Regions from separate parts of the Homo sapiens genome. Here region 1 is linked to region 2. A link is an interaction called in ENCODE POLR2A ChIA-PET data of the cell type or tissue named here. Cell type or tissue: HepG2. All regions are shown on one strand. Links, peaks and the distances in the headings refer to the core of each region. The heading gives the core; the rest is flanking DNA.

The links. ChIA-PET counts read pairs that join two places held together with the same protein. Peaks named below come from ENCODE experiments on the same cell type or tissue, not always from the same donor. Only the 100,000 strongest peaks of a DNase experiment are listed, where the experiment ranks them.
Region 1: POLR2A ChIA-PET joins it to region 2 with 11 read pairs; 2 of 35 experiments call an interaction of 5 or more read pairs at or near these places.

The regions. Positions count from the first base shown.
Region 1 is chr14:35,146,038-35,156,878 of GRCh38, reverse strand. All of the region lies in intron 4 of PRORP (protein only RNase P catalytic subunit), which reads right to left. All of the region lies in intron 4 of PRORP-PSMA6 (PRORP-PSMA6 readthrough), which reads right to left. Among named protein-coding and RNA genes, the nearest start is that of PRORP, 29 kb to the right of the region's middle. RefSeq lists an enhancer at 3,493-3,994. In HepG2, for the core only: no CTCF peak of the experiment used is centred there; no DNase peak of the experiment used is centred there.
Region 2 is chr14:35,359,369-35,370,209 of GRCh38, reverse strand. No RefSeq gene overlaps it. Among named protein-coding and RNA genes, the nearest start is that of NFKBIA, 40 kb to the left of the region's middle. RefSeq lists a cis regulatory region at 203-473, enhancers at 1,117-1,705, 1,706-2,293, 2,294-2,883, 9,223-9,332 and a silencer at 2,538-2,587. In HepG2, for the core only: no CTCF peak of the experiment used is centred there; a DNase peak (open chromatin) is centred at 4,489; H3K4me3 peaks cover 425 bases.

The sequences.
Region 1 (10,841 bases), core at 995-8,994, 210 kb after region 2:
TGATAGGAACTTTCACCTAAGTCTAATGATTCCTAAGCATCTACTCTGCGAATAAGTTCTTTTCATTTCCCACTGACATTGTATCTGGGGACACTGTACCTTGATATGGCCTTATCATATTTTCTTGAAAAACACCCTCTGCCTATTTTTCTCATTTTGGAGAATTTTACAGGTTAAATAATCAAGATAAGCATTTATACTGCATGAATCTGCAAAGGAACTACAGTATTTTTATTGATATGACAGAATGCACTTTTGCCATTAGTGGTTTTTCAGTCAGCTTGCAAAGAATCACACTGTTAAAGCAGTGATCAGCCTAGAGAGAAGCCTGCTTTTGAGACAACCTGAGTTATCTGCTAATTCAAAACATCTGAACAAAAATATTCCTGGCACAAATGCAGTGAACTCATTACAAAAACAAAAACAAAAACAAAAATAAAACACCTATGTTTAAATTAGCCCTGTAGGTAGCTCAATCCATATGCATTCCACCCTTCCAATTTTAAGTCTCTGAAAGAAAAGCCAGCACTCTTTTAAACACAGGAAATCACATTTTACTTCTCTGCAGCTGCTTCATAACCAAGGAAAATGCAAAAGCAAAGAGGAAATGTGCCGGAGATCTTATTAACAAAGAGTGGAAATCCCCACACTCCACATCTCCCAGTTAGCACTGTTGGGGACATAGGCTCTCAGGTTCATATTTCCCTTTGTGAAATGCCTAACCACACCAGAATTAATCTGCAGTTGCCACCTATGATAAAAGCAGGGGTTGTGCACACTGGAGTATTCCACATTGCCTCTTCAGCTATAGCTTTTACCACACAATGGATTAACTTGTACAGGATTTTTTCAAACTCCTCCCCTAACCCAGAAAAAAAATGTTAATAACCTCTTTGCAAAGCAAAAACAATGCAGTACAGTAGGAAACCTTTATAGAATTGACTCTGAATCTAAATTAGTTGTTCTACTCTATTAAGAAATTTTATCTTGTGCGTTTCAAAAATGGAAAAAGAAACGTGCAAATGACATGACAATTTTCAGCATTTAAAAAGTATAATTTGCTTTAAGAAGGGGACTTTCATTCTCTATAGTGGTATTTCTGAACTGTTTATATCCTTTCTAATGAATATATACTATTTATATTATAATGAATATATAATATGTTTACTTGAGGAAATCTTTACTATAGGAAGATTAGGAAGATGTTGCTTCTGCATGAAAATCACTAAGAAAGCACTGTTTTATAATCTCCCTTTTCATAACTTCTATCCTGAAAGCATATGTGTATTTGTCAGCTTTTTTTTTTTTTTTTTTTTTTAAATAGACACCAGGTCTCGCTATGTTGCCCAGGCTTGTCTTAAACTCCTGGGCTCAAGCAATCCTCCCACCTCAGCTTCCCGAAGTGCTGGGATTACAGTTGTGAGCCACCACAGCTGGCCCTTTGTTAGCTTATAAAAAAAGATTTTCAAGATGAAAATCTTAAACATATATAAAAGTAGACAGAATAGTATAATAAATCCCCATGAACCCATAAACTAGCTTTATCATCTCATGACCAATCTTGTTTCATATATAACTCCATCTATTCCATCCCCTATTTCCCAGTTATTTTTGAAGCATATCTCAGACATCACATCATTTAATCCATAAATATTTCAGTGTTTAGCTCTGAATCTAAAGAGTTTGGGTCAGGCATGGTGGCTCACGCCTGTAATCCCAGCACTTTGGGAGGCCAAAATGGGAAATCACTTGAGCCCACGAGTTCGAGACCAGCCTGGGCAACATGGTGAAACCCCCTCTCTACAAAAAGTACAAAACTTAGCTGATGTGGTGGCAGGCACCTGTAGTCCTAGCTACTCAGGAGGCTGAGGTGGGATGATCACCTGAGCCCGGGAGGTTGAGGCTGTGGTGAGCTGTGATTGTGCCACTGCACTCCAGCCTGGGTAACAGATTGAGACCCTGCCTCAAAAAAAAAAGAGTTTTAACTCACTAGCATTATTAACCCTAAATAAAAATCAACAAAAATGTCTTAATAACTCCAATAACTGGTGTTCAGATTCCTCTGATTGTTCAAATCAGGAACTAAGGGCCCAATATGATCCATACACTGCAAATGGTTGCTTTATCTCAAATTGCTTTTATCTATAGATCATTGCTCCATCTCTTTTTTTTTTTTTTGGCAATTCATTTATTGGAAGAAACTGGGTTGTCTTGCAGTTTCCCACAGATGGTATTTGGTAATTGTACCCTTGAGGTGTAATTTAACATATTCCTCTGCCCCCTGTATTTCCAGTAAATTAGTAGTGAGCTCTAGATGCTTGATCAGATTCATGCATCTAGATTCAGGTTTGATATTTTCACATACCAAATCCTTAACTCTCCTATTTACTATTTCTTAAAATCTTGAAGAACCACGAGCCAAATTTCAACCTATAGCTAAAAAGTAGTGCTGGTTAATAAGGAGGTGTCATGTGCTCTGCTCAAGACATAACAACTTGGAATTTCTCCCTTTAGATATTAAGGAAAGGAGAAAGGTAGACTAAAGAGCTTCACATCATCAAAACCTCAACAACGATTTGATGCTGCCTTCCTTCCCTCCCAAACTGACACTGTGCTACATACAGACTCTGCACTTTTAATTCACCTAAATCACAACTTCCTGTTCTACTGTGCACTGTCTTTGGGGCTCCACTCTCATCTCTGTTCCCACTAGGAAAAGCTGACCTTATCTAACTTTTCTTAACACATAACTATGTGTTATGTGTTAGTTAGAAAGCCTTAACATTGCAGAGCTGGAGTGGGCTTTGGAGATCATCTGGTCCAACTGTCTCTGTTTAAAGACCAGGAAAAAGAACGAAAGTGCTGAAGTAACTTTTCCAAGGTTATTATAAAGATATATGTTAAGTTAGTTAATATTTATAAAGTACTCATAACAGTGACTAGCTTATAATAACCCTTATATAAACATTTGCTTTTTAAAAAGCAAGTTAAAATTAGTTAAGAAACAGAATTAGTACTTGAGTGAGGACCTCTTAAATTTCTCTAAGAACACAAATAATACTCCCTTCTACTTTGCAGTTTGGGGGAATAATGCACTCTACATATACCAAAATGTTCCAGATAACTGAGGCATGTTCCTTTAAACAACCAATTTTATTTCGTTTTAATCTTTTAAAGTCAAGATAATCCAAGATGGAAACTGTTGTCAGAAATATAGTATACAGTTTCCTTCATCAAATGAAGAACACTGAACACTATCTTATTAAACTTCTCAGTGACCCTTTCATTATGAACACAGGGAAGCTTAATGAATAGAACTCATATTTGGGAATCAGACAGATGTGCATTCAAATCTTAATTCTGTTACTTACAAACCTTGCTTGGCAAGTCACTTAACCTCTCTGAGGTTTAGCAAAAAAGGGGAGGCTGCCTTCCTTGTAGGATTGTCACAAAAATTAGAGATCCCTCTCTCCCCACGGTCTCCCTCTCCCTCTCTTTCCACCGTCTCCCTCTGATGCGGAGCTGAAGCTGGACTGTACTGCTGCCATCTCGGCTCACTGCAACCTCCCTGCCTGATTCTCCTGCCTTAGCCTCCCAAGTGCCTACAATTGCAGGCGCGCACCGCCACGCCTGACTGGTTTTTGTATTTTTTTGGTGGAGACGGGGTTTCGCTGTGTTGGCCGGGCTGGTCTCCAACTCCTAACCGCGAGTGATCCGCCAGCCTCGGCCTCCCGAGGTGCCGGGATTGAGACGGAGTCTCGCTCACTCAGTGCTCAATGTTGCCCAGGCTGGAGTGCAGTGGCGTGATCTCGGCTAGCTACAACCTCCACCTCCCAGCCGCCTGCCTTGGCCTCCCAAAGTGCCGAGATTACAGCCTCTGCCCGGCCGCCACCCCGTCTGGGAAGTGAGGAGCGTCTCTGCCTGGCCGCCCATCGTCTGGGATGCGAGGAGCCCCTCTGCCCGGCTGCCCAGTCTGGGAAGTGAGGAGCGCCTCTTCCCAGCCGCCATCCCGTCTAGGAAATGAGGATAGTCTCTGTCCGGCCGCCCACCGTCTGAGATGTGGGGAGCGCCTCTGCTCCGCCTCCCCGTCTGGGATGTGAGGAGCGCCTCTGCCCGGCCGCCACCCCGTCTGGGAGGTGAGGAGCGTCTCTGCCCGGCCGACCCGTCTGAGAAGTGAGGAGCCCCTCCGCCCGGCAGCCGCCCCGTCTGGGAAGTGAGGAGCGTCTCCGCCAGGCAGCCGCCCTGTCTGGGAGGGAGGCGGAGGTGGGGGGGTCAGCCCCCGCCCGGCCAGCCGCCCCGTCCGGGAGGGAGGTGGGGGGCGCCTCCACCCGGCCGCTGCCCCATCCGGGAGGTGGGAGGCACCTCTGCCTGGCCGCCCCTTCTGGGAAGTGAGGAGCCCCTCTGCCCGGCCACCATCCCGTCTGGGAGGTGTACCCAACAGCTCATTGAGAACGGGCCATGATGATGATGGCGGTTTTGTGGAATAGAAAAGGGGGAAAGGTGGGGAAAAGATAGAGAAATCAGATTGTTGCTGTGTCTGTGTAGAAAGAAGCAGACATGGGAGACTTCATTTTGTTCTGTACTAAGAAAAATTCTTCTGCCTTGGGATGCTGTTGATCTATGACCTTATCCCCAACCCTGTGCTCTCTGAAACATGTGCTGTGTCCACTCAGGGTTGAATGGATTAAGGGCGGTGCAAGATGTGCTTTGTTAAACAGATGCTTGAAGGCAGCATGCTCGTTGAGAGTCATCACCACTCCCTAATCTCAAGTACCCAGGGACACAGACACTGCGGAGGGCCGCAGGGTCCTCTGCCTAGGAAAACCGGAGACCTTTGTTCACTTGTTTATCTGCTGACCTTCCCTCCACTATTGTCCTATGACCCTGCCAAATCCCCCTCTGCGAGAAACACCCAAGAATGATCAATAAAAAAAAAAAAAAAAAGATGGATTAACAAAAAAAAAAGAAGAAAAAAAATTAGAGATAACTGATACAAAGATCCTAGCACAAAGATCTTAGCCTGACACTAAGAATTCAGTAAATGGTAACTATTATTCATTTATTCAACAAATTGAGCATCTTTATGTAAAGCACTATTCTGAGTTATGAGGATACAACAGTGTTCTAAACAGGCATTTAAAAATCCCTACCCTTGTGGTGCTTTCACTCTATACAGAGAAAAGATATATAGTAAAAGCTCTGTGTGTGTGTGTGTGTGTGTGTGTGTGTGTGTGTGTGTATGTGTGTGTGTAGCATGTCAGATAAGTGCTATGGAGAAAAATAAAGCAGAGATGGAAAATAGGGAGTGCTGGCAGATTAGAATGGGGATATGAAGGAAAGAGGGGAATCAAGGATGATTCTGACCTTTTTGACCTGAATAGCTAGAAGGAAAAAGTTGTATTTACTGAGATAGGGAAGACTATACATGTGTATAAAGATCGGGAGTTTGGTTCAGTGGTGATCAGAGGCCTTATTCTCAACATCTCAGCTGCTGCTCTTTCACACTGGTAGTTTTCTCTTCCTTCAGAAGTAAGCTGTCTGTCTTCAGCACCAGTATTACTGTTTCTAATCTAGTATCTTATTTACATTATTCTATTCTCTAAGAAGACCAAATGAAAAAGCAATAAAATCGATACATTTAAGCAATAGCTATAGAAAAACTAAATCAAAAATCCTAGGCAGAATCTTTTAAGAAAAATAACACTAAAAGTGTATCACTCTGGGACGTACCTCACTTCCAAATACTGTTTCTAAAAATTCACTTAGTAGATGATTATAAAGAACTCACAACACTTTTCCCATAAATAAAAATTAATTTAAAAATGGCTTGGTTTCCAAGCCAAATGATGCAATGGGTTATAGTATAACAGTAATAATGCCAACCTGAATCTGAGAGAGAAAAGATCACTCGCTGTAAGAAAGATAAGACTCTCTTGCCCTTAGCACAAGAAAAGTCAAGTATCTCCTTTGCACACTCCCACCTTGTTTCAACCTCCTAAAGGTGACTTTATCCCTCTGTCTCTAGCACACTACTCCACACAAAACTTTCCATTTGAGCACCCCCCTCAGATCAGCCCCTCAAAACGTTCTCTATGAAAAATCACCAACCCAACTCTAAAACAGCAGCAGCCAAACACCCATAGCCACACATAATTTTCATTTCCTTGTAAAGCCAAACTCAGCTAGGCTTTAGGAGGAAAGTACACTGCTTCAAGCTAAATCTCATAAAAAAGCCTGGATCCCAGCTGGTAGAATTTCAGTCAAGTGTTACATAAAAGAAAAAGAATGAAGAAATAAGGAAAACATTTGACATTGGGAAGGCCACTGCTAGGAGTGACCTGCTTGTCCTTTTAACTTTTTAACCTTCCTAAAATTCTGAATTCATTGATTTTTCTAGAAGCTTTACATTTTTGGCCAGAATTCTTGCACCGACATACCTGAATGGTAATTGTTTTAGGGCACCAGAAACCGTGCTGCTGTAAGACAGTAAACTTAATCAATAAATGTTGTGTGACTTCTGATTGCTCCACCAACAGCCATTTCCCCATCTTTCTCCCTCTGTTCAGGCCTCCCTATTACCTGAGACACAACAATACTGAAATTAGGCCAATTAATAATTCTACGATGGCCTCTAGGTGTTCAAGTGAAAGGAAGAGTCTCCGGTCTTACACTTTAAATCAAAAGCTTGAAATCACTGAGCTTAGTGAGGAAGGCATGTCAAAAGCTAAGACAGGGCTGGGCATGGTGGCTCACGCCTGTAATCCCAACATTTTGGGAGGCCGAGGCAGGCGGATCACTTGAGGCCAGAAGTTCCAGACCAGCCTGGGAAACATGGCGACACCCCATCTCTACTAAAAATTAGCCGGTGTGGTGACACATGCCTGTAATCCCCAGCTACTCGGGAGGCTGAGGCATGAGGATTGCTCAACTGAACCTGGGAGGCAGAGGTTGCAGTGAACTGAGATTATGCCGCTGCACTCCAGCCTGGGTGATAGAGTGAGACTCTGTCTCCCCGCCTTAAAAAACAAAACAAAACAAAACAAAAAAGCTAAGATAGGCCAAAAGCTAGGTACCAAACTTTGCAAATGCAAAGTTCTCGAAAGAAATCAGAAGTGCTACTTCAGTGAACAAATAAATGATAAGAAAGCAAAATAGCCTTATTGCTGATATGAAGAAAGTTTTGGTGGTCTGGATGAAACATCAAACCAGCCACAACATTCTCTTAAGCCAAAGCAAGACCTGAATGCTTCAATTCCACAAAGGCTGACAGAGGTGATGAAGCCGTAGAAGAAAAGTTGGAGGCCAGCAGAATTTGGCTCAAGAGGTTTAAGAAAATAAGCAATCCCCATAACATAAAAATGCAAGGTGCCAGTCATGGTTGCTCACACCTGTAATCACAGTACTTTGGGAGGCTGAAGCAAGAGGATCACTTGAGGTCAGGCGTTCGAGACCAGTCTGGGCAACATAGCAAGATCCTATCTCTACAAAAAATTTAAAAATGATCCAGGTATGGTGGTATGCCTGTAGTCCTAGCTACTTGGGAGGCCTAGATGGGAGGATTACTTGAGCACAGGAGTTCGAGGCCCCAGTGGACTATGATCATAGCACCACACTCCAGCCTGGATGACAGAATGAGACACTGTATTAAAAAAAAAAATTAGGCCGGGCGCGGTGGCTCACGCTTGTAATCCCAGCACTTTGGGAGGCCGAGGCGGGCGGATCACGAGGTCAGGAGATCGAGACCATCCTGGCTAACACGGTGAAACCCCATCTCTACTAAAAATACAAAAAAATTAGCCGGGCGTGGTGGCGGGCGCCTGTTGTCCCAGCTACTCGGGAGGCTGAGGCAGGAGAATGGCGTGAACCTGGGAGGCGGAGCTTGCAGTGAGCCGAGATTGCGCCACTGCACTCCCACCTGGGCCACAGAGCGAGACTCCGTCTCAAAAAAAAAAAAAAAAAAAAAAAAATTAAAAAGTGCAACATGTAGGCTGCTGGGAGGTTATGGGCACAGACTGGTGGAACCAACACAAAAAACAAAAAAAGTGCAAGGTGAAGCAGCAAGTACTCATGTAGAAGCTGCAGCAAGCTATCCAGAAGATCTAAGATCACTGATGAAGGTGGCTACACTAAGCAACAGATTTTCCGTGGAGACAAAACAGCCCCTTCTATTGGAAGAAGATGCCATCTAGAATTTTCATAGCTAGAGAGAAGTCAATGCTTGACTTCAAAACTTCAAGGGACAGGCTGACTCTCTTGTTATGGGCTAATACAGCTGGTGACTTTATTGAAGTCAATGCCCGTTTACCATTCCAAAAATCTTAGAGTCCTTAACAATTATGCTGAATCTCCTCTGCCTATGCTCTATCAATGGAACAAAGCCTGGCTAACAGCACATCTGTCTACAGCATGGTTTACTGAATATTTCAAGCCCACTGTGGAGACCTACTGCTCCAAAAAAAAGACTCTTCAAAATATTATTGCTCAGTGACAATGCACTTAGTCACCCAAGAGCTCTTATGGAGATGTATAAGGAGATGAAAGTTGTTTTCATGTCTACCAACACAACATCCATTCTAAAGCCCATGGATAAAAGAGTAAATTCGACTTTCTAGTCTTATTATTTGAAAAACATGTTTTGTAAGGCTATAGCTGTCATAGACAGTGATTGCTCTGAAGGATTTGGGCAAAGTCAACGGAAAACTTTCTGGAAAGGATTCACCGATCTACATGCCACTAAGAACATTTGTGATTCATGGAAAGAGGTTGAAATATCAACAGTAACAGGTTTGGAAGAAGTTGACACCAACCCTCATGGATGACTCGGAGGGATTCAAAATTTCAGTGGAAGAAGGAACTGCAGATATGGTGGAAATAGCAAGAGAACTAGAATTAGAAGTGGAGCCTGAAGATGTGACTGAATTGCTTCAATCACAAAATAAAACTTGGATTAGGAATTTCTTCTTATGGATTAGCAAAGAAAGTGGTTTCTTGAAATAAAACTCACTCCTAGTAGACACGTTGTAAATATTGTTAAAATGATAACAAAGAATTTAGAATATTACGTAAACTTAGTTGACAAGGCAGCAGCAGGATTTCAGAGGATTGACTCCAATTTTGAAAAAAGTTCTAATGTGGTAAAATGCTTTCAAAAAGCACTGCATGCTGCAGAAAAATATTTTGTGATAAGAAGAGTCAATTTATGTGGCAAACTTCATTATTGTCTTATTTTAAGAAATTGCCACACAGTGGCTCATGCCTGTAATCCCAGCATGTTGGGAGGCTGAGGTGGGTGGATCGTTTGAGCCCAGGAGTTCAAGACCAGCCTGGGCAATGTGGCAAAACCCCAGCTCGACAAAAAATTAGAAAAAATTAGCTAGACATGGTCATGTGAGCTTGTAGTTGTAGCTACTCAGGAGGCTGAGGTGGGAGGATCATGTGAGCCTGAGAAGTGGAGGCTACAGTAAGCCATGATCTTGCCAGTGCACTCCAGCCTGGGTGACAGAGTGAGACCCTGTCTCAAAAAAATAAAGAAATTGTCATAGCTATCCCAGCCTTCAACAAACACCACCACTTTGATCAGTCAGCAGCCACCAACATCAAGGCAAGACTTGCCATCAGCAAAAAGATTACAACTTGCTGAAGGCTCAGATGACCACCAGCATATTTTTTAGCAATAAGGTATTTTTAAATTAAGGTATCTATATATATTTTTTTAGACATAATGCTATTGCACACTTAATAGTCTACAGCATAGTGGAAAGATAAGTTTTGTTGTTGTTTAGAGGCAGAGTCTCACTCTGTCTCCCAGGCTGGAGTTCAGTGGCACAATCACAACTCATTGTAACCTTGAACTCCTGGGCTTGAGTGATCCTACAAACTCAGCCTTCCAAAGTAGCTAGGACTACAGGTACACACCACCAAGCCGAGCTAACTAAAAAAAAAATTTTTTTGTAGAGATGGGATCTCACTATGTTCCCCGGGCTGGTGTCGAACTCCTGGCCTCAAGCAATGTTCCTGCCTGGGCCCCAAAGCACTGGGATTACAAGTGTGAGCCACCATATCCAGCCATGGAAAGATAACTTTTATACGACCTGGGTAACCAAAAAATTTGTGTGACTCACTTTATTGCAATATTTACGATAAAGCTTAGAACCAAACTTGCAATGTCTTCAAGGTATGCCTGTACTTTAAAACACATGGTTTAAAACTATATTTTGCAGATAATTAAATTTCTTTCTCAGATTTTTAAAAAATCACTAAACCCACAAAGTTTTCCATTTACCACACAACATTTATTTAAATCTGGGGAAAAAAACCCACAGTTCATTTTAGAGATGACAAGATCTTCAAACCCAGAGAAAAGAGAAGGTTCTGGAGACTGTGATAAAGAGCTCAGTTCACATCTTTCAGTTTGTAACCAAATAAAGAAAAAAAAATCCCTAAAGACCTAAATTAGATAAGTTCTTATACTGACATTTCATTAGGGTCATATGTCCTGTCTTAAATTTGTATTTAGAGAAACACCTCTTTGTCAATAAACTGAAGAGATACTATCAAGCAGGACAAATGATTTGCTTTAAACTTAACCCTAAAAACTCAATTAAATGTACCACGGGCAATTTGCCTGCCTTTTTTTCTTTTCCAGAAAGGAGAATCCTAAATCATTAAAGCTTTATTTAAAAACTTCTAAATCACAGAATTATGGGGACTGTGATTATGATTAAAGTTTCATTAAAAGTTCAAAATGGGGCTGAGTGCGGCGGCTCACACCTGTAATCCCAGCACTTTGGGAGGCCGAGGCGGGCGGATCACCTGAGGTCAGGAGTTTGAGACCAGCCTGG
Region 2 (10,841 bases), core at 1,158-9,157:
CAAAGTCTAGCTTCCTTTGCGTTGCAGTCCCCGCCCCAACCCGGGCTGTACATCTGGACACCTGGAGGACACAACAGGATTCATCTGACTCATATTACGGTAACAGGATGCGTTTCTTGCTGCTCTCTAGACCTGGAAAAAAACATGAGTGCCAAGCGTGGACCAGTCTGAGACCGTTTCCTGTTTCTCCGAAAGCTGACTGGCTGTCAGCATCCCGGGGCGGTGTGTGCCAGAAAAGGCAGCATCTCCTAGTGAGCCCCGACCTCCGGCCGCCCCTTTTCCTTCTAGGACTGGGTGTGGCCCCTGGGTCCGCTTATTGGCGTCTGGCCCAGGAGCTGAGAAGTGTCATCCCTGCCCTACCAGGAGCTGAGAAGTGTCATCCCTGCCCTACCACGGGTGGAGCTGGTGCGGAAGGAGGGGCCTCCCCGCAGCCCGGCCGCACCTGCAGGGCCCTGTATGCCCAGGTGCCCCCGCACCCGGCTTGGTACAGCGGTGGTCTCAGTCGGATCCATGATGGACATATGATCCCCGGTGCCTCCGGAGGCCCCACCTGGGGAGGAGTGTGCTTGGCACATCCATAGGTCTGAAACGGGAGTTTGCGGCGGGGCCTGCTCCCAGAATGTATTCATTCACACTGCCAGACTCCAGGCCCATCAGTTCCTTCAAATCCACTGAGCTGGGATCTTGCAGGCCCCGAGACCCCAGCATGGAGGGTGGCGTTCATGGAGGCCTTTTTGACGGGATCAGGTGGGGTGAGGAGAGGGTCTGAGATACTTTTTGTGCACATCGCCGGTGTGACGGGCAGGAAGGAGTCCGCTGTCACACGCATGCCGTGGGTATTTGGAGAGAGTTTAATAAAGGAACCGTTTACAAAGGCCAGGGCCCAGCGTGGGGCAGCCACGAGGGTTAGTGCTGGAACCCGGGCGCGCGACAGCTGCCCGGACCCTGCCTGAACCCAGAAGCGACCCAGTGAGAGAAGGAAAGAGGAGCAGCAGCGCGAGCGCAGTGCAGCCCTCAGGTGACCCCGCAACGCCAGTGAAGAGCCCACAGGGAGTCCAGGAAATAAACCCGGACCTCGGCTCACCCTCCGCCGCCCATCTCTGCAGCGTTTTCCCCGGGGCTGAGCCCAACCAGGATCCCACGGGCCAGAGCCGCAGCGCCGCTGTCCCCAAGACGTGGCCAGAGGGACAAATGTCTGGCACAGCTAGCTGATGTTTAAGTGGTTTTCTTTTGTCTTTGCAATTTAGAGATAACCGTATGAAAAATAGCTGTATTCCGATATCTCAAGAGTTAAAAAATCTCACCCCAGCCGCCCTGCCCCTCGCTGGGTTTGCGGGCTTCTTTCTGGCAGAGTCTGGGAGGGCGTCCCCAGGCATTTGCTCTCCTGCCCCCGCGGTCACCCAGGAGGCCTGGGCAGCCCAGCCCCTCTGTCCAGGAAAGCCCCTGGAGTGGGTGCAAGCTCTGAATCACACGTTCCACCCTGACACCCCTTAGAAATTTAAGCTGCCTGTCATTGATCCTTCTCCGGGCCACTTTTGTACACAGTTCCAGCTGAAGAAAGGCACCAGTATCTGCACATTGCTTAAAAATGAGACTATTCACCTCTCTGGGGTGAGGGGAGAAACAAAAGAAAAAGAAATGAGAATAAACGCACTTCGCATCCCAACATCATAAAATATTACAAAGAGTTTTGCTTTTGCAAAATCAAATAAACTACCCACAACTGTACCTACCAAGTAAAAGTGCACCTTTGTTTGTAAGCAGAGGAATGAGGAAAACAGACTGGGGACACTTGGACTCATTTCCAGAGCATAGCTTTAGGGACCAGCCTCAGGGTGGTTGTAAAGATCACATTCAGAACAATGAGCTCTTCCTAGATGTCAAGTCACTATGCGGGACTGCACCTCCAACCCCAAGGCTACCCACTAACCCCAAACCTTGCCCTCTAAAGCTCAGCTGGGAGTGCAATGGGTTAAAATAAGTCAACCCAATGGAGTGCAGGGGCCCGGGGAGCTCCTCAGCCATGTGGAGTCCTGGTTTGCCCCCATGCCAGGCTGCTACAGGCAGGGCCCATTCATCCAAATGAACCCCTGAGCTGCTGGGGCAAGAGGGTGAAAGGAGAAGATGTCCCTCCCAGTTGGTTCCCAGGTTTGAGGGAGAAGCACAGATCCTGCCTCCATCCAGCCCAGAAGAGAAGAAGGGTCCTCCTGGGGAAGAGGTGGCCTGACCCCCATGCAGGGCTGGGAGGAGGCGGGTGAGGGGGCTGTTGTGAAGCTGCAAGTTCCCTTTGCATACCGAAAGCTTCTAGTTGCAGCCGGATGTAGGGGAAAGTGCCGGGGGAGATAAGGGGCCCCATGAGCAGAGCACCCCACCATGGGAAGATAAAAATAGAAATACAGTTCTCCCCACCCCCACCCCAGCCAAAGAAAGTGTGAAAAGCCACTCTGGAATGCCACAGAAGCAGCCATGCAAATTAAACTCATTAAATGAAATAGTACAAGTACAGGGCCTAGCACTAGCTTGCCACATGGTAGGTGCACAGTGAATGTTGCTCCCCTTACACACACACACACACACACACACACACACACACACACACACAGCTGTGTCTGGCCCTACCACAAGCTGAAATGCACATTTACTTGATATATTCATCCGGCTCCTCTTTGAGAGGCATGACCTCGGCTGCCCAAACTTGCAGGCCTCCCCGTAACTGGCCACAGCAATCCCAGCACAGAGCCCCTGGTGTGGAAGGGGCATGACAGGGCAGCCTCAGCCTCAGGTGTCAGCCCTGGTGGGCTGGGTTCCAGGCAAACATTCTGAGGCAAAGTCTCCACGAGGGTGAAGGTTCTCCCAGAGCTGGCCCTTCTGACTCCAGGCACAGGGCCTGGGGCGCCTCGTCACTTCTCCCTCCTTTCTGCCAACCAACCTCCCCCGGCTCCACATTTGCAGACAGGTAGCCAGGCCCCTCCACCTCAGGCTCCCTGCAGGGTGGCCCTGGGATGTCAGGTCTGGGGTGGGCAAGGGGAGGCTGGAAGACAGTCTCCCAGTGACTCAAGCTAGGCTGACCCCTCACTACAGAGGAGTCAACCCCTCCATTTGGATGTGGAGCTTCGGTCTCCTCCACCACACACTTGCACGAAGGGTTGGGAGACTGGGTATGGGGAAGGAAAGGGATAACGCTGAGGGCTGAGCCCTGGGGGGTAGTGCCAACCTGGATTTTGCAACAGAGCAGGCTGAGAGCGAGGACCATGTACAGAGAACCCACTGTGTGCCGGCTCTATGCCAGGCCTTTGCATAGTTTCATTTCATCTTCACCACAAGTTGGTCAGGTAGGTGTTCAAGACCCATTTTATAGATGAAGAGACTGAAGCCCCGTGTTCAAGACCCATTTTACAGATGAAGAGACTGATGCCCACAGAGTTGAATTTAGTTGCCAGAGTCACACAGCTATCTGAGAGGGGTGGCCTCTGGCTCCATTGGAGGTGCTGTGTTTTCTGACTGAGGGTTGGGGCTGGTGTGGATCTGGGTAAAAGGCTGCGGATGGACTTCTGGCTGCAGCCCAAGGAACCATGTGGGGCAAGGCTGGCTCGGTGAGCATGCAGCGCTGTCACAGAGGGGTCGGGACTGTGGGCACCCTGCTGGCCAGTGGAGGGCTGTGGAAGAGGTTTGCACAGGCCTCGCTGTCCCCGAGGTCACCAGGCCTTCTCCCCTGGAGTAAGTGGGGGTCCCCAAGCCTTAGACTCCAGCGTGGGTGATGACTTCTTTCTGCCTTCCCAGTTGATGCCCTTGGAAAAGCCCCTGACTCCATCATGGGCCACAGAGTGCTGTGTAATTTCCTCTGTGGGTCAGCCCTCCACTGAAGGCTGTGACGGGGACATGACTCAGGCCTTGGCCTGCCACCGACAAGCCACCAGCTGCATGGATCCCAGCTGACTCGGTGGACACAGAAGCGGCGCCTGCTGGTTTCTGCCATTTATGCTTCATCCTACACTAGGAGAGGTGCGCCCGCCGAGGGGATGGGCCAGGCAGATTGTGGGTCACACTGGACCCACAGCATGTCAGGAACTGGGACCAGTTCTCGGTCATCGCTGGGGAGAACCGTGACTGAGACAGACCCTCCGCCAGGTCTGGAGCAAGTCAGCCAGGATCCTCCAGGCTCAAGAATCTCAGTGGCACCAGCAAGCTATTGGAGCTGGGCCTGCTCTCCCCATCTACTCCCAAGTAAGAACATTTTCCATCTTCCCACAGGAAGTGACCCACAAGTGAATTTGCTCTTTTTGGAGAAAGGTGCTTTGCTTAGATAATTAAAAAAAAAAAGAAACCAAACCCATTCAGTGGTTACTTCAAGCTGCCTTCCAGGAATTCACCATGGATATACAGGGCCTTGAAAGGCCTCAGCTGACAGCAGGTCTTTGGAAAACAAGAAAGGTCATCTTTGGATCCCTTGTTCTGAGCTGACAGTGGCCTCCCCCTCAGGGTGGGGAAGCACAGGCCAGGGCACCAGTCATACTTCTGGGCAATTCGAAGTCATGTGTTCTGTGTCACCAAGGCCGTGACTCACCCCTGTGCTTGCCGAAGCTCATTCACAAAGGGGTGAAACTGCTCTACAAGCACTTTTCTGAGTGAGGCTGCCCACCTCCCAGAGGGGAAAACGGGCCCCACGGGAGGTGGGCCTGGCCCTCCCGGGTTCAAGCCGTCCAGGCAGGGGCCCCTCAGGGCCAGGACCAGGAGAGTTCAGTTCTGTGTCCCCACCCCTTAGGACTTCAATAAATTCTGTTAGATGAATGAACCAACAGCAGAAGAAATGAAGTGAAGCTGGCACAAAACCCTAAAGCTCCTCCTTTCGATGTAGACGTTCCCTGTGTTCTTGCTCCTCGGGGAAGAGGAGAGATGCTTGTGTGACCCATGGGAGGGAGGCTGGACCTCCTCAGAGTGAGCCAACAGCGGCTGAGGGCACAGAAGTCACATGCCCAGGGCCGGCTCTCCCTCCACATCCCTCTAAGAAGGTGGGAGCTGTCCTGGAATCCTTTGAGGGGGTAGGGCCACTCAGTGTCCGGGCTATTTCTGGAATTACAAACAGCTCATGTTGGTTGAGATCCTCAAAGGAGTTTCATTTATTTATTTATTTTTTTATTTATTGAGACAGAGTCTCACTATGTTGCCCAGGATGGTCTCGAACTCTTGGCTTCAAGTGATCCTCCCACCTCAGCCTCCCAAAGTGCTGGGATTACAGGCATGAGCCACTATGCCTGGCTCAAAATAGTTTTTTATTTCTTTTTAATCTTTATTCATTTATTTTTTGAGACAGAGTCTTGCTCTGTCATCCAGGCTGGAGTGCAGTGGTGCGATCTTGGCTCATTGCAACCTCTGCCTCCAGAGTTCAAACGACTCTTGTGCCTCAGCCTTCTGAGTAGCTAGGACTATGGTGGTGCGCCATCATACCTGGCTTTTTTTTTTTTTTTTTTTCTGGAGACAGAATCTGTAGCTGGGATTTTAGGCATCTGTCTCCACACCCAGCTAATTTTTGTATTTTTAGTAGAGACAGGGTTTCACCATGTTGGCCAGGATGGTCTCAAACTCCTGGCCTCAAGTGATCTGCCCACCTCGGCCTCCCAAAGTGCTAGGATAACAGGTGTGAGCCACCACACCCAGCCAAAAGAGTTTTTTTTTTTTTAAATTATTGTTATTATTATTGTGCTCCTTAAAACAACAAAGGCCAGGTGACAGATGCTAAGAGCCCAGTCTAGACTGGTGCAGTCAGGCCGGGAGGAGTGAGCAGCCACTTGTGGGCCTCGGTCAGGCTGTCCTGACAGAGAGGACAGAGTAGGTGGCTATCCATGCTGCAGGTTCCGCCACCCTACAGCATCTCCTCCCTGCCTGGGAATCCCATGTTTAGTTGCTCCTGTAGGTTGGACAGCCATGATTGGGGCAGCTGCCACCCAGAGATTGTGGGGACAGTTCTGGGCTTGCCTAAGGGCTCTGGAGTCTGGAATCTGGACCACATAGTACAGCAAGAGAAACAGCACACAGCTCATCCTTGAGCGTATCTAATATATCAAAATGATTCCAGAATTAATGAGACCTCCTGGGTACCTAGTACCTAAAGGCTTAACTGGGATAGCACTCCACCCCACCCCCCATCCCACCTGCCCCACCTCTCGCAAGACATATTCAGTCCTCCATAGAGACACCTCCCTTAATGCTAAGGAGTTCACTCAGCTCAGACTTCTGGAGTGGGGAAACGGAGGCTTTCTCCATCCAGACTCATCATCCTGGAATTCTTTATTTCTCTCTCCTGATTGCGGTTTTTTTTTCTATATTCCCTATTTTTTCACTTTTTCTTTTTCACAGTCTTTTTTTTCTTGAAATATTTCTCCTTTTCTTTCTTTGTCTTCTCCTTAGTAAATCAAATTGCCTAATTGTCAACCTGGCAGGTGGGGACTGGAACCCAGGGAGGATGTGGCACCGGACAGAGGCTTCCAATGGAGGCAACAGCTTGGTCCACCCACATGGCGGCAGATCCACGCATCTCCCTGGACCTTCCGTGTCTGAGCGTCCATCTGGGAGCCTCCACCAAGGGGCATGAGAGAACAGAAGCGGAGGAAGACCCTGAGAGTTGGCTTCCTAAGAGAGAAAAGGGTAACGAGAATGACATAAGAGTTTTGTTAGGCTGATCACACTAATGGCCAAAACACTGAAGCTGAGTGGGTCAGCGATGCAGCAGGCATTAGTGCCAGCTGGAGAATACAAGTTTGCCCTGCACTTAGGGCCGCACCATCCATGTGGCAGGATTTCTCACTCCTGGGGCCTTCCACAGACGTGCATTTTACCATATTCTCTAACCATAAACAAACGAAAACTCTCGTGGCATACAGCTTTCAAAGACCATTGTCTCGAAAAGGAAATTGGGACTGCATTTTCCCACAAGTTCAAGGAGTTTTGATTACTCAGAACGCCCTCTCGACATTCTTGTGAACATTTGAGAAATTCCCACTGCCTCCTGTTGCCCTCAGTGCAGGAAGCCAGGGATATGCACACTCAGACAAGCGCTTCTGGGCTCACAGCAACTGCACAAACCATTGCATAACTGCAAGCAGGGTGCGTGTGTGTGTGTGCAAGTGTGTGTGTGCGTGCGTGCACGTGTGTGCATGCATGTCTGCGTTGTGTCCATATGCGTGTGCGTGTGTGTGCATGTGTCCGTGTGCGTGCATGTGTACATGCGTGCGTGCCTGTGCGTGTGTGCGCGTGTGTGTGCGCGCGCGCGTGTGTGTGTGTTACTTTGCTTGATAATGAAAGGAAATGCAAATAAAGAAATACTGGCTTCTGGTAAATTTATGCCTAAAAGATTACTTCATTCCAAATCTTTCTGGACTACACACCTCCTCAAAATTCCTCCCCAATTTTTTTTCCAGGAGCTTATTTCCCAGAGTGGTGTTCCAGGATTGCTGCAGGACATGTGACAATGGAATTACTTCTATGAGAGCCCGATTTTGGGGCTCAAAGTTGTCCTCAAGCCCAGAGATGGATGCAGGGACTCTCCAAGGTAGAAGGGCCTTCTGGCTACCAGCCACCCATGCAAAGTGAAACTCCAGGCACGAAAAAGACATGGGGAGTCTTGGCAAATACTGAAGCCACTGCTGGAAAAGAAGGAAGGCCCCATGTGAGCCTGCCCTCACCATTCCATGGAGACAGATGAGCCCGTGGGAAGCTGAATGTGCTAGGGGAGATCTTTGTGCCCTGCTAACCAGTGGCCTGCCAGAAGCCCAAAAAGTGCCAGGAGGGAGCAGCGACAGGAAAGCAGAGAATTCTGGAAAATAAGGTTTCCCAGCATCATCTGCCTGGGTGAATGTCGTTGGCAGGTAGACATCTGTCTCAATTTCTAAAGAATGATCTGATTTTCTAAAAAAGGAGAAAGAAGGGAAGGAGGGAAGAAGGAAGGAAGGGAAAAAAAGGGAAAAGTAAAGAAAAAATAAAAGAACTCCGGGCGCAGTGGCTCACGCCTGTAATCCTAGAACTTTGGGAGGCTGAGGTGGGCAGATCACCTGAGGTCAGGAATTTGAGACCAGCCTGACCAACATGGTGAAACCCCATCTCTACTAAAAATACAAAAAAAATTAGCTGGCTGTGGTGGCGCGTGCCTGTAATCCCAGCTACTCGGGAGGCTGAGGCAGGAGACTCGCTTGAACCCGGGAGGCGGAGGTTGCGGTGAGCCGAGATTGCACCATTGCACTCCAGCCTGGGTGACAAGAGCAAAACTGCATCTCAAAAGAAAAAAAAAAGAAAGAAAAAATAAAAGAAAAGGAGATATAAAAGTTCTAGATCTGTGCTGTTCACTGCCCACATAATGCTAGTGAGCACCGAAATGTGGATGGTCTGAAACGGGATTCACTGTAAATGTAAAATAGACACTGGGTTTCAAAGGCTCAGTGAGGAAAAGGGACTGTAAAATAAGTAACAGTCATTGTCATCAATTACATGTTGAAATAATCTTTTAATTATTTTTTATTAAACAAAATAGATTAGAATTCATTTCACCTGTTTTTATTTTTCATTTTTTGAGAGGGAGTCTCACTCTCACCCAGGCTGGAGTGCAGTAGCATGATCTGGGCTCACTGCAACCTCTGCCTCCTGGGTTCAGGTGATTCTACTGCCTCAGCCTCCCCAGTAGCTGAGATTACAGGCGCCTGCCACCACACCTGGCTAATTTTTGTATTTTACTAGAGACTGGGTTTTACCATGTTGGTCAGGCTGGTCTCGAACTCCTGACCTCAGGTGATCCACCCATCTCAGACTCCCAAAGTGCTGGGATTATAGGCGTGAGCCACTGTGCCTGGCCCGTTTCACCTATTTTTAAAATGTGGCCACTAGAACGCTGCCAGCTCCATCTGCACCTGCCCTCTATTTACAAGGCAGGGCCGTCTCAGGTGGTAACTTTGGGATGACAGCCCTGGTCCCAGCCCCGCTTCAACTTCCCACCAAATCATGAAGGTCTCTTGCTCAGCCCCTTTCCCGGAACGGGGCTGGAAGTAAACTAGCCCAGGTGTGTGGGTATCTAGACTTTTGGGTTCTCCAGATAAAATCCAAGCATCTCCCTGAAAAACCCTTTTGTTTTTTTTTTTAAAATAGAGATGAGGTCTCCCTATGTTGCCCAGGCTGGTCTTAAATTCCTGGCCTCAAGTGATTCACCTGGCTCAGCCTCGCAAAGTGCTGGGATTACAGGTGTGAGCCATCATGCCTGGCCCTGTTTTGCTGTTTAAGCAGCTATTTTCTGAGTGCTGCTTGACCTTTTAAAATCCTGCACTTCATATAAAGGTACAAAGGGGCTTTCTTGCACTCACTTGAGGTAGTCATATGGGTGGCTATGTGATAGAAAGGGAAACTTTGAATAGGATGTATGAGTTGTGGGAGGGTTTTCGTTAGGCATCAATGGAGACTGAGTCCTGGATAGACACTGTTCAAGTTTGAATCCAGGTTCACTGGTCCTTAGGAGACTTTTTAAAGTGGTGCTACAGAACATCACAGCAACAGTCACAGAACAGTTTTTCTTTTTCTTTTTCTTTTTCTTTTTTTTTTTTTTTTTTTGAGACAGGGTCTCGCTCAGTTGTCCAGGCTGGAATGCAGTGAGGTGATCTCAGCTCACTGCAACTTCTGCCCCCAAGGCTCATGCGTTCCTCACATGTCAGCCTCCTGAGTAGCTGGAACTGAGAACATTTTTTCCATCAGGTGTTTAGCCTCACAGACCTGTGTGTGTGTGTGTGTGTGTGTGTGTGTGTGTGTGTGTGTATTCACACACAAACACATTGTATTAGTCCATTCCCACATTGCTATAAAGAACTACCTGAGGCTGGGCATGGTGGCTCACACCTGTAATCCCAGCACTTTGGGAGGCCAAGGCGAGCAGATCACCTGAGGACAGGAGTTCGAGACCAGCCTGGCCAACATGGTGAAACCCGTCTCTACTAAAAATACAAAAGTTAGCCGGGCATGGTGGCAGATGCCTGTAATCCCAGCTACTCGGGAGGCTGAGGCAGGAGACTCACTTGAACCTGGGAGGTGGAGGTTGCAGTGAGCCAAGATCGCACCACAGCACTCCAGCCTGGGCAACAGAGTGAATGCGACTCCATCTAAAAAAAAGAAGAAGAAGAACTACCTGAGACTGGGTAATTTATGAAGAAAAGAGGTTTAATTAACTCTCAGGCTTAACAAGAAGCATGACTGGGAGGCCTCAGGAAACTTACAATCATGGTGGAAGGTGAAGGGGAATCAAGCACCTTCTTCACATGGTGGCAGGAGAAAGAGAGAGAGAGAAGGGGGAAGCGCCACGCACTTTCAAACCGTCAGATTTCAGATAGAACTCACTATCACGAGAACAGCAAGGGGGAAATCCACCCCCATGATCCAATCACCTCCCACCAGGCTCCTCTGTGACACGTGGGGATTACAATTCAACATGAGATTTGGGTGGGGAGACAGAGCCAAACCAGATCACACGTATATTTATATATTTAATACGTTAAAATATAGTACTCAGTATATTATATTAAATACAATATAAAATTATATGTAATATATAAAACTGTATTATATTTAATGTAATATTATATATATGTGTGTGTATATATATTCTGAAAATGCCAGGACATTGTTTTGAGCATTTCTGAACTTAGCGTGAATTTCTGTTTATAAATTGTTCTGCACAGAAGATATGTCTCTTACTCTATTGCTGTGCCCCTTTGACATACCGCATCAATGTCTTTATTTGTTGAGCAATTTTTCTTACCTTCTGGCACTACAAGATACCCCAGGCTCATCTTGTGTATTTTCTGCTCCAGTCCTTG